Linked DNA regions of Homo sapiens: regions 2 and 3 are each linked to region 1. Evidence: chromatin contacts called from ENCODE Hi-C or POLR2A ChIA-PET data. All regions are on one chromosome and are shown on one strand. Each heading gives the region's core, a stretch centred on a gene start or an enhancer-like site at or near the end of the contact. The rest is flanking DNA. Distances are from core to core; before and after follow the strand shown. Region 1 holds the start of BAG1 (BAG cochaperone 1). Region 2 holds the start of DCAF12 (DDB1 and CUL4 associated factor 12). Region 3 holds the start of UBAP1 (ubiquitin associated protein 1).

Region 1 (3,968 bases), core at 634-3,133:
TGCAAACTCTCCTCCCTAAAGGATACACCCTCACATGTTTTCTCCTTACCAGACTGTAAGCATCTCTTCTGTAGGGATGCTCACAGCCCCTGCACTAGGTCCTATTTCACTTATTTTTTGAGACGGAGTCTCACACTGTCACTTGGGCTAGAGTGCTATGGTGTGGTCTCTGCTCACTGCAACCTCCGCCTCCCAGGTTCAAGCGATTCTCCTGCCTCAGCCTCCTGAGTAGCTGGGATTACAGGCGCCTGCCACCATGCCCAGCTAAGTTTTTGTATTTTCAGTAGAGACAGGGTTTCGCTATGTTGGCCAGGCTAGTCTCAAATGCCTGACCTCGTGATCCACCCGCCTCAGCCTCCCAAAGTGCTGGGATTACATGCATGAGCCACTGCGCCCAGCCGAACTAGGCCCTATTTCTATAGGTGCTAAAACTAGGCTCTGCCAGCACCTTGTGCAGCAGTTGCTGCCCACCTTACCTTTGCAGGACCCTCTCTCATCTTCTTGATCTGATCCTTATACTTCACTAGCTCAGCATCCAATCGAGAAATCTTCTTGTCAATGGATTCTGCTCTACTGTCCACCTTAGGGGAAAATATCAAATGCACTGGTAGTTACTGCAATACACTTATTCCAGAAGGGGCAGGTAGAGAGGAAGGAATACAGAGGAAGAAAAGAGGAGCTTAAGGGGAAGGGTGAAAAACAGTGGTTCACAAAGAAGGGTATTCCCAACCAGAAACCCTGGGCTTTATAAATTATTCTCTTACCCCCCGCCACACTGCCCCGATTCTGATATACCAGGTAGCCTTCAAGTGGGTTGGGGCAGAAAATAATTTGAGAATCACTGAGTTGAGTTGGAATTTCCCTAGAATCAGAGACTAGCCAGGCTGAGAGTTCCTCCAAGAGGCACATGAAATGGGCCAGTGCCAAGTGAAACCAGCTGATTGTAGATCTAATGCCATTCCCTAAATCGGGGATGGTGGCTTAATCTGAGGGGCTAGGGTTCTGAGTTTTGTGTTACTGAGATCCAGGACGAAGGCACAGATATGTTGACCTAGGATATCAAGCTGAGTCCTGATGTGGACTGGGGATGACAGATGGAAGAAGGGTAAGGGATCAGGCAGGATGAGGTGGGAAGGGTGTATGGGCCTAGGGCTGGGTGAGGTGAGAGGATCAAGGCGAGAGCGAGTGGACGGGCAATGGGCATCAAAACGGGTTGGGTGCTGGCAGGGCAAGGCAGTGATGGGGTTAGGGGTTCCCTGGTTTGTGGCGTTAGGAATGACTTGGGTAACAGGGATGAAGGGGAGAAGGTGAGATAGAGAGGGACGACGTGTAAGGGGCCCAGGACCCGAAATGAAGTGGAAGAATATGGGCCCGGGGCTGGGGGTGGGCGGGGTCGGGTGTGTCAGAGGTCCTGAGCCTACTTATGCATGATCAAATGCCCACCGTGCCAATGCAGTCAGTCAGGCTGGGCGGCGGAGCCTTGGGTTTCGCTTTCCCGAAGAGTCGGTTCATCTTGAGCAGCCGCGAAGAAACCCAAACACTAGAGCAAAACCAGAAACGGAAGCAGAGTCACTCCCGCCTCGACTTCCGGCCCCTCCGTGCGCAAGCGCAATATGCCTCCTGGCGTTTCCCGATTCTTTTTCCGGATTTTCAGCCGGGTCTTCCGGGGATGGAGAGCAAAAGGACTTGGTGCTCTCGGAGAGAGCCTGCAGGGGGCGGGGTGTTGGTAGAAGGAGTGGGAGGGGTTTTACTGTAGCAAGGCGGGGCCTCAGTTGAGTGGGTGGGGCCTGGAGGCAACTAACGCGGCATAGGGCGAGGGCGGGGCCGGCAGGCCGGGGCGGGGCTGGGAAGTAGTCGGGCGGGGTTGTGAGACGCCGCGCTCAGCTTCCATCGCTGGGCGGTCAACAAGTGCGGGCCTGGCTCAGCGCGGGGGGGCGCGGAGACCGCGAGGCGACCGGGAGCGGCTGGGTTCCCGGCTGCGCGCCCTTCGGCCAGGCCGGGAGCCGCGCCAGTCGGAGCCCCCGGCCCAGCGTGGTCCGCCTCCCTCTGGGCGTCCACCTGCCCGGAGTACTGCCAGCGGGCATGACCGACCCACCAGGGGCGCCGCCGCCGGCGCTCGCAGGCCGCGGATGAAGAAGAAAACCCGGCGCCGCTCGACCCGGAGCGAGGAGTTGACCCGGAGCGAGGAGTTGACCCTGAGTGAGGAAGCGACCTGGAGTGAAGAGGCGACCCAGAGTGAGGAGGCGACCCAGGGCGAAGAGATGAATCGGAGCCAGGAGGTGACCCGGGACGAGGAGTCGACCCGGAGCGAGGAGGTGACCAGGGAGGAAATGGCGGCAGCTGGGCTCACCGTGACTGTCACCCACAGTGAGTGTCGGGCGCCAGGTGGGCTCCATGCAGGTCCCGAAAGCCCGGCGGGGTCTGTGGGTTTAGTCACGTGTCCTCCAGAAGCGTGTGACCTTGCGCTTGTCCTGGCGTCCGGAAGCGTGGGTTATTGGTTGTGTCCGTGGAACTGTCTTTTGTCCCGGGCTTGTGTCTGTACACTTTTCCATGTGGCCGGTGTATTTTGTCTCTGGTCATTTGTGCGATCCTGGGTGTTTGAGCTTCTCCGTGCTTTACGTCGTGGGCCTGGTTGTGTTTGTGTGCCCGCGCAGTTATTGTGCCCTTTGTGTCAGGCATATATTGGGCCATGTGGTCTACGACTGCTCCGTGTGTGATAAGTCAGAACTTCGTGCATGCCGGGGTGCTCCTCGTGTGCTGAGTGCCTTCTCCGTGTGCGCCGCTTGAGTTGGCCGTGGGTCCAAGCGTTGTACTCTGGGCACCCTTTGGGTCTGCCTACTGTTGGAGTTGACACACCACCAAATGAAGTCAGTACACCGGAGAGCTGAGTCCATGAGGTTTCTCTAGAACCAGCTAGGGGAGGCCCAAGGGTCTGGGAATCTGGAGACCTGGATTCTAGATCCTGCGGTTTTGAGTGACCTTGGGATGGACGGCTTCTTCTAAGAATCCGGTTTCTCCTCTGTGAAGTAGATTTGGTAACCCTGGCTCCTGCTGACCTCACGGAGCTGTTGGGGGAACCAAACCTTGGTGTAATGTACTGTACACAGGCTCCCTCCTTGCTGTCCGCATCCCTGGAAAAGAATTGGCGTCTCTTCTTCAGAAAGAAAGGCTCTGCTGTTCGTATGCATTTGTCTGTTTACTTAGCACAAATCATGGATGCACTCAAGTGTGTTCAGTGGGAGAGACTTGGAGGAAAACAGTCACTTGCCCATTACAGCAAGCGAGACGAGACCAATACAATACAGGGTACAGGGCAGTCAAGCCACAGGAAGCAGATGGCTTGTGATGAAAAAGGTGGGCTTGGGAATCAGCTAGATCTGATATCAACTTCTGATTCCAACAGTTGAGTCTCCATAGGCAGTCCTTAACTTGCCTGAAGTCACAGTTTGCTCATCTGTGAAATAAGAAGTAATAGGTAGATCTACTTCGTGGGGTTTATCTGAGGATTAAATTAGATTATGCATGAAATGCTTAAAATGTTAGCAGATATCATTCATATTGTTAGTTATTATAATAGAGGAAACAGAGATACTTGAGGAGGTCACCAGAGGAAAGCTGGGTGGCATGGGGGCAGGCTCTGTGGAGTAGGTGGCATATGAGCTGGGCCTTGAAGGCTGGGTAAATAAATGTGATAAAGTGTCATCCTATATTGGTGTATGTGAAAGAATCATATTCGTCAAATGCTTTTCTTTCTCCCCAGGCAATGAGAAGCACGACCTTCATGTTACCTCCCAGCAGGGCAGCAGTGAACCAGTTGTCCAAGACCTGGCCCAGGTTGTTGAAGAGGTCATAGGGGTTCCACAGTCTTTTCAGAAACTCATATTTAAGGGTAAGCATTTCTTTTTCTTTCTTTCTTTTTCTTTTTTTTTTTTTGAGACGAAGTTTCACTCTTGTCGCCCAGGCTGGAG
Region 2 (3,467 bases), core at 158-2,657, 860 kb before region 1:
AAAGGATTCCAGACTCTTGCCCAGGGGCTCTTGGGTCATCCAGAGCATTGCGGGGCAAGACAGAATTAGAACAGACTCAAAAAAGAAAGCTGACCCACTCCTGACCCACTCACTATGTGCATATCTCTAAAGGGACAGGCCTGACCAAATAAGATGGAGCTGCCTTTCGCAAGACATTAGGGGTTAGTGGTAGTGCCGACTTGGGATGGCAGGAGACCCTGCTTCAATCTGGTCTTTGATTCGGCTTGGAAAACAAATCCAAATCTCCTTGTTGACAGAACTTGAGATGGTCCAACAGAGCTCCTTGGAGGTATGAGGCCTGAGGCCTGAAGCCTGAAGTGACCAGCAGGTAACTGGGCACCACAGCCTGAGGCCAATCAGCCCCAAGCAAGAGCATCCTGCTTCCTCAGAGGGTTTGTTTGCTTGAGGAAAGCGAAGGCTGGCAGTCATATTCCTTCAGGATCTTCCAAAAATGTTGGCAAGGGTGATCCTGATGAAGCCCCCTTGTTTGGAGGCCAATGCCAGCTCTAACTGGACTGGCAAGCCAAAAATGACCACTCTCTTTCCTGTAGTTCAGAATTCCCGACCTGCCCTAATGGAGACGCAACCTGAATCCAAGAGTGAGGCAGGCAGCTACAGATAAGTTTACAGCGTGATGACTACTTCATAAAGCACAAAAGACCATGTGGTTTAGATGGCAGGTCATGGAAATCTAAAGGGAATGGTGAAGTTGCACCGTAAGGGGAAGGTGACTGAGGAGCTGAAACTGACTGAGGGGCTGAAGCATTTCGGACAGGAGAAAGGATCAGGAGGAGACAGAGCGGAGAATGGAGCCTCAGGGCTACCCAGCGGTGGGAAGAGGGTAGCCAGAGACTCGTAGGGCGGCCTGGGTTGGTTGTGCTGGGCAGGTTCTCAGTGGTGGGAAAGTCTGGCCACACTGCCCTGACTTCCTGACTGGACTTCACCTCGAGGGTGGGAGCGGTTCCTGCCCCCCACCCCCCCACCCCCCTGTCCAGCCCTTGGAGCCAGGGCACGGTTTGTGACAGATTCAGGGAAACGTTTGGTGCCAGATGGGAGGTAACCGGGTTAAGGCCTGCACTAGGGAGGATTCCTTCCCCCAGCAGCACTGGTGGTCCTCACTTCCGGGTGCCTGCGGATAGGCGGGCTGGGGTCGGAGGTCGGCGGCCAGAAGCCAGATTCCCTTGGCCCCAGCTCGTCCACTTCCATCCAGCAGTAGCCAAACAACCGTTGAAAATGGCCTGGCGGCGGCCGGGAAACACCAGAGAACTATCTTCCAACCCCTAGATCCCGCCCATCTCGTTCCGGCGGTGTTTCCGTGGCGACGCTATCCGAAGTGCGGCTGCGCAAGGGTGACGGCGCGCGAGCAAGGGGGAGGGGGTGTTTTGGTTCTAGCCGCTCGCCGTCCTTGCAGGCTCTGCCGTCGGAAAGCCGCTCATTCTCGCTTCCCCTTCCCTTTCCCGGCTCAAGTCCTTCCTCTCTCTTTCCTTTCTTTCCGCCTATCTTTTTTCTGCTGCCGCTCCGGGTCCGGGCCATTTTCCGGGCCGGGCGCACTAAGGTGCGCGGCCCCGGGGCCCAGTATATGACCCGCCGTCCTGCTATCCTTCGCTTCCCCCGCCCCATGTGGCTGCGGGGCCGCGGCGGCGCTGCCCACTATGGCCCGGAAAGTAGTTAGCAGGAAGCGGAAAGCGCCCGCCTCGCCGGGAGCTGGGAGCGACGCTCAGGGCCCGCAGGTGAGGGTTGAGAGGCCGGCACCTGGGTGGTGAGGCTGAGGAACCAAGATGGGCTTAGGGTCCGCAGATCCTGCGACGGGAATCGGGGTCCAGGGTCTGCAGTCAGAGGCAAAACAGGAATGGGTTCAGGGCCTATAGGGTCAGGACTGGACCCTCGTTAACTGGAGGGCAGATAGGCCAGGGCGGTGAGGAGCCAAAGGGGAACTCAGGAATGGGACATAATCCGCGGGAGGCCTGCATTCGTGGATAGGGCTTGAAAAGAAACCAGAATCTTGGCTTTGGAGGAAGGGGAAACCGAAGTTAAGGGAATCGGAAACAAACTCTGGTAGAGTGAACTCTACCTTCCATGGGCCCTAGGAAGCTGGGATGATTGCGTCCCTCCTGGAAGAAGGAAGTAGTCTCCCTATATGTATACCCAACCCTGAGCTGGGCCTTTCGGCGTTTGGACCCCAAAAGAAACAACAGTTCCCAGGTATCATCTCTATGCCGCCCCCTTTGGAGGGGAAGGCCTTCTTGGACATAGATATGGCCTCTGATTTCCCGGGGGCCTACTACCCCGTTGGCGGTTGATTTTTCGAATTCTGCAACTGCCTGGAGCGCGGGCATGATGACAGAGGAACGGTCATTGATGATGCATCCCTGGAAGACCTGGGAGCCAGGTCTGGCTCCTTGGACTGTATCTTCCGTGCTCCAGTGGGAGTACAGACTGAGAGGGAGAAGGGGGCTGGGTAGAGATGCAGCCCATGTCGGTATGGGAATCACTCTACCTCTCATTTCCTTCAATCTTTCACTCCTAAAATGTCTAGTAAACCTTTTAGTCTGTTCTATTCTGCATTCATTCCCTTGACTTTCAGCCCTTGTAATTCACATTGGTAAGTTTGACTGTGAGCAACATCTTTTTAATGTTGGAAGAGTTAAACGACTTTCTGGATTGAGATTCTTGTTCTCTTGTGTTTGTATTTGTGTTGTTTGTAAATTCTGCAGTATGAGTTATGAGTTGGTGATTTCTGTAATACAGTAGGATCTGTTCTGAAGAAGAGTAGCCAAAGCCCTGATTTCTAATGTTGTTTCCACAGTTTGGCTGGGATCACTCGCTTCACAAAAGGAAAAGACTTCCTCCTGTGAAGAGATCCTTAGTATACTACTTGAAGAACCGGGAAGTCAGGCTACAGAATGAAACCAGCTACTCTCGAGTGTTGCATGGTTATGCAGCACAGCAACTTCCCAGTCTCCTGAAGGAGAGAGAGTTTCACCTTGGGACCCTTAATAAAGTGTTTGCATCTCAGTGGTTGAATCATAGGCAAGTGGTGTGTGGCACAAAATGCAACACGGTAAGTGCCTGGGGGGATGTGACCTCTCTCCTAGGTCGTGGATATATTGCTCCACTTGCTCTAGAACCTCTGCTAGTTTTCCCGTCTGTTTCTTTTAGGAGGGACTTGCCTTACTCTCCTTTCCATTCTTTCCCGTTGGTGACTTCTTCCTCTTTTCGTGTTCCTTTTTTCACTCATACATTTCTTTTCTGATAAGTCCTCAAAGGAGTGTATTTCTTCAGGCCCTCTCTGGATGTGCTGCTTCTAGAGGGTTGTTTGTTTGTTTGTTTGTTTTTGCCTCATATTTTTATGCTGGTTTTTAAGTCATAGGCCTCAAAGGAAAGATTTAAGAAATAATGATGCTTAGAGCATCATTCAGGATACATAATAGTGAAAACAGCCTAAG
Region 3 (3,819 bases), core at 292-2,791, 910 kb before region 1:
CGGACAATGTAATTCTTTTAAGACTTGACACATTTCACATTCTTTGCCATAATACGTAAACTTTTTTTTTTTTTTTGAGTCGGAGTCTCGCTCTGTTGCCCAGGCTGGAGTGCAATGCAGCGATCTAGGCTCACTGCTACCTCCGCCTCCCAGGTTCAAGCCATTCTCCTGCCTCGGCCACCCGAGTAGCTGGGATTACAGGCGCCTGCCACCACGCCCGGCTGGCTTTTTAGTAGAGAAAGGGTTTCAACATGTTGGTCAGGCTGGTCTTGAACTCTTGACCTCGTGATCCGCCCGCCTCGGCCTCCCAAAGTGCTGGGATTTCAGACGTGAGCCACAGCGCCCGGCCAATACGGAAACTTTTAGTTTAGGTTGGGACATTAACTAGAAAGAACTATATATCACTAAAGACTAAGTATCTTGTTTTTCCCACCATCAAATCTGACAAAATTAAAAAGGAAAACATCCATCATATCTATTCAAATTCTCAAATGCTAATAACTGAAGAGACAAAGCACTAACGAGTAAAGTTAGAACAGAATATACGTAATACTTAACTAAATTACCAAATCTGGTTTCGCAACACTGCATGGTGACTAAAAGTAACAATTTTTTTTTCAGTTTAACATAAAACGTATTTTTATGCCCAACCATACTTTTAAGACGCTAGTCTGGAAACAATTACATTTGGCAACAAAGGTCAAAGATCACTGATATAGCTCAAATAAATGAACCTGACGTTCCACAAGAAAGACTGGGGCGGTTCCTGAGGCCCAGGTGGACTGTATAGGTAAGCCTCCACCCAAGAAACAAAAAAGGCGGATAAACATACCTGGAGAAGACCAGACAAGGCCAAAGATATCCCCAAAGATCACTCACCTCTGGTCTAGTCTCCACCTTTTCTCCCCAATCTCATTGCCTCAGGGAGAACTAAATCTACACCGCACGTCCCCAGCTCACCCTCAACTCCCCACCACTCACCTTCTTTACTAAAATCTGGGTCCCCCTCCCTGACATCCTCTAGTTCCCACCGAGTTCTCAGTCCAGCCCGATAGATGTCTACTATGCCTGTCTTCCAGTAGGGTATTAGTCTCCTTAATCCGAACTCATTTTTCCGCATCCCACTTCCCCTCCGCCCCTTCAACTCCGGTCCCCTCACTCCGACCCTTCTCCCAGAATCCTCCCCGAATCGCGGATCTCCGGCCACTTTTCCCTCCCACCTCCTAGCTCCGGCGCCCTTCACCTCGCTCGGCCCCCCATCCCGTTTCCCAGTCTCCCAGTACCAGCCCCCCTCCCCCAACTCCGCCCCTCTTCCCCCTCCCCCAGAGGGAGGCCCCCCTCACCTGAATGCCGCTGCTGCCGCCGTCTCAGAAGCCGAAAGGTGCTGGCACCGGCCGGCCTCCCAGGCTCGGTCCCCGCTGAGCTCCCGACAGCCCCTAGGGAGAGCGAACGCCACCACCTCCAACTCTGCCCGCTCCGGGCCAGGCCGTCACCGTAGCCACCGCCAGTGCCGCAGCCGCCATGTTGAAGTCCTACTTCCCTCCTCCTTCCCCTCACCGCCCCACTCATTTGGGCGTCTGACGTCATGGCGCCGCGCTCCACACGCCCGGACCAATGGGAGGAGCCGACGGTGACATAACTAATCTCTCTTCTAGCGAGGAGCTACTCCGGCAACATGGAGCATTGCAATTGGAATGAGTAAACCCTGCTGACCTAAGGGGGAAGGAGGAAAGGAGGGGGTCACTAAGAGTGTAAGACTTGGGTTTGGCGAGGCGGCCAAAGCGGGAAACCCAAGAGCCTTGAATCGCGAAGGTATGCCCAAAGAGTTAGCAGCGAGTCCTATTTGGGAATTAAGACATCTAGCTTCTGTTCAGGGTCAGCGACCTGGTACAACTCATACCCTTTCTGGACCTCACTTTTCCCATGTATAGAGGACTAAGTTGAAAGGTGACTTCTAGGCCGGGCGCAGTGGCTCACGCCTGTAACTCCAGCACTTTGAGAGGCCGAGGCAGGAGGGTCGCTTGAGCCCGGGAGGTCGAGGCTGCGGTAGCCGTGATCGCGCCACTGCACTCCAGGTGGGCAACGGAACGCGACTCTGTATCAAAAGAAAAAAAAACAAAGGTGACCTCTAAGTCTTCCTTCAATTCTGACATTCTATGGGTTTAAACCAGGTAATCCTATCCCAAGCCTTCACTGCCTTCTGTGGGGGTTTTTGTTGTTGTTGTTGTTTCTGTTTGGGGTGTTTTTTGTTTTTTTGAGACAGGGTCTCGCTCTGTCGCCTAGGCTGGAGTGCAGTGGCGCGATGTTGGCGCACTGCAACCCTGCAACCTCCACCTGTCGGGCTCAAGTGATCCTCCCACCTCAGCCTTCTGAGTAGCTTGGACTATAGCCACATGCCAACACGCCCGGATAATTTTTATTATTTTATATATATATATGGAGAGACGGGGTCTCACCATGTTGCCCAGGCTGGTGGTAAACTTCTGGGCTCAAGCCTCAGTCTCCCAAATTGCTGGGATTGTAGGCGTGAGCCATGGCGCTGGCCTTCTGTGTCTTTCTATGTCTGCTGGAATTAGGAGACAGAGAATTATTAATTGAATAAGATGACTCTTGAGCCCAGGAGTTCAAGACCAATTTAAGCAACATGAGACCCCCGTCTCTACAAAAAGTTTGGTAAAAATTAGGTGAGCCTGGGCAACATAGTGAGACCTTGTCTCTACAAAAACTCAAATTATCTGGGCGTGGTGGCATGTGCCTGTGGTCCTAACTATTCAGGAGGCTGAGATAGGAGGATCACTTGAGCCTGAGAGGTCGAGGCTACAGTGAGCCAGGATTGTGCTGGTGTACTCCAAACATGGGTGACAGAGCAAGATCTTGTCGCAATAAAATAAAATAAAATAAAATGACTAGGCACGATGGCTAACGCCTGTAATCCCAGCACTTTGGGAGGCCAAGATGGTCAGATCTCTTGAGCTCAGGAGTTTGAGACCAGCCTGGGCAACGTGGAGAATCTTCATCTCTAACAACAACAAAAAACAGTTGGGCATGGTGGTACACGACTGTAGTCCCAGCTATTGGGTTCTGCAAATGAGACCCTGTCTAAAAATAAAATAAAATTGTAAAAAATTAGCCAGACATGGTTGTACACATCTGTGGTCCCAGCTAGTCAGGAGGCTGAGGTGAGAAAATGGCCTCAGCCTGGGAGGTTAAGGCTGCTGTGAGCAATGATCATGCCATTGCACTCTAGCCTGGGCAACAGAGCAAGACTCTGTCTCAAAAAAAAAAAAAAAAAAAAAACAAGGTCGGGTGTGGTGGCTCACGCCTGTAATCCCAGAACTCTGGGAGGCTGAGGCAGGCAGATCATCTGAGGTCAGGAGTTTAAGACCAGCCTACCCAACATGGTGAAACCCCATCTCTACTAAAAATACAAAATAAAAATTAGCTAGGTGGGCGCCTGTAATCCCAGCTATGTGGGAGGCTGAGGCATGAGAATCGCTTGAACCCAAGAGGAGGAGGTTACAGTGAGCGAGATCAAGCCACTGCACTCCAGCCTGGGTGACAAAGCCAGACCCTGTCTCAAAAAAAAAAAAAAAAAAAAAAGTCTGGGCGCAGTGGCTCATGCCTATAATCCCAGGACTTTGGGAGGCCAAGGCAGGTGGATAACCTGAGGTGAGGAGTTCGAGAGCAGCCTGGCCAACATGGTGAAACCCCATCTCTACTAAAAATTCAAAAATTAGCTGGGCGTGATGGTGGCAGCTGTAATCCTAGCTATTCAAGAGGCTGAGGCAGAAGAATCACTTGAACCTGGGAGGTGGAGGT

Evidence for each region. Hi-C counts contacts between places; a loop is a spot of excess contacts on that map. ChIA-PET counts read pairs that join two places held with the same protein, here RNA polymerase II (POLR2A). Pooled maps may share reads with other maps.
Region 2: a loop to region 1 is called in a pooled map, with 10 times the contacts of the local background. The contact joins the promoter of DCAF12 here to the promoter of BAG1 in region 1. A Hi-C loop is called at or near these places in 1 of 37 single-sample maps with no recorded cell type and 6 of 50 pooled maps. POLR2A ChIA-PET finds 5 or more read pairs at or near these places in 1 of 52 experiments (activated T-cell).
Region 3: a map of CD8-positive, alpha-beta T cell shows a loop between it and region 1 (9-fold over the local background). The contact joins the promoter of UBAP1 here to the promoter of BAG1 in region 1. A Hi-C loop is called at or near these places in 2 of 168 maps with a recorded cell type or tissue (both CD8-positive, alpha-beta T cell) and 7 of 50 pooled maps. POLR2A ChIA-PET finds 5 or more read pairs at or near these places in 1 of 52 experiments (HEK293).

The regions. Positions count from the first base shown.
Region 1 is chr9:33,262,623-33,266,590 of GRCh38, reverse strand. It overlaps BAG1 (BAG cochaperone 1), which reads left to right and starts at 1,883. Exons shown (of 7, transcript NM_004323.6): 1 at 1,883-2,367; 2 at 3,761-3,889. The coding sequence starts at 1,917. CHMP5 (charged multivesicular body protein 5) reads right to left here and starts at 1,542. Exons shown (of 8, transcript NM_016410.6): 1 at 1,444-1,542; 2 at 477-581. The coding sequence starts at 1,512. RefSeq lists enhancers at 1,335-1,574, 2,105-2,694, 2,825-2,874 and a silencer at 1,755-2,074.
Region 2 is chr9:34,124,638-34,128,104 of GRCh38, reverse strand. It overlaps DCAF12 (DDB1 and CUL4 associated factor 12), which reads left to right and starts at 1,407. Exons shown (of 9, transcript NM_015397.4): 1 at 1,407-1,751; 2 at 2,828-3,082. The coding sequence starts at 1,674. RefSeq lists a silencer at 1,673-1,722 and an enhancer at 1,157-1,858.
Region 3 is chr9:34,176,765-34,180,583 of GRCh38, reverse strand. It overlaps UBAP1 (ubiquitin associated protein 1), which reads right to left and starts at 1,541. Exons shown (of 7, transcript NM_016525.5): 1 at 1,344-1,541. RefSeq lists enhancers at 1-576, 577-1,533, 1,299-1,728, 1,534-2,492.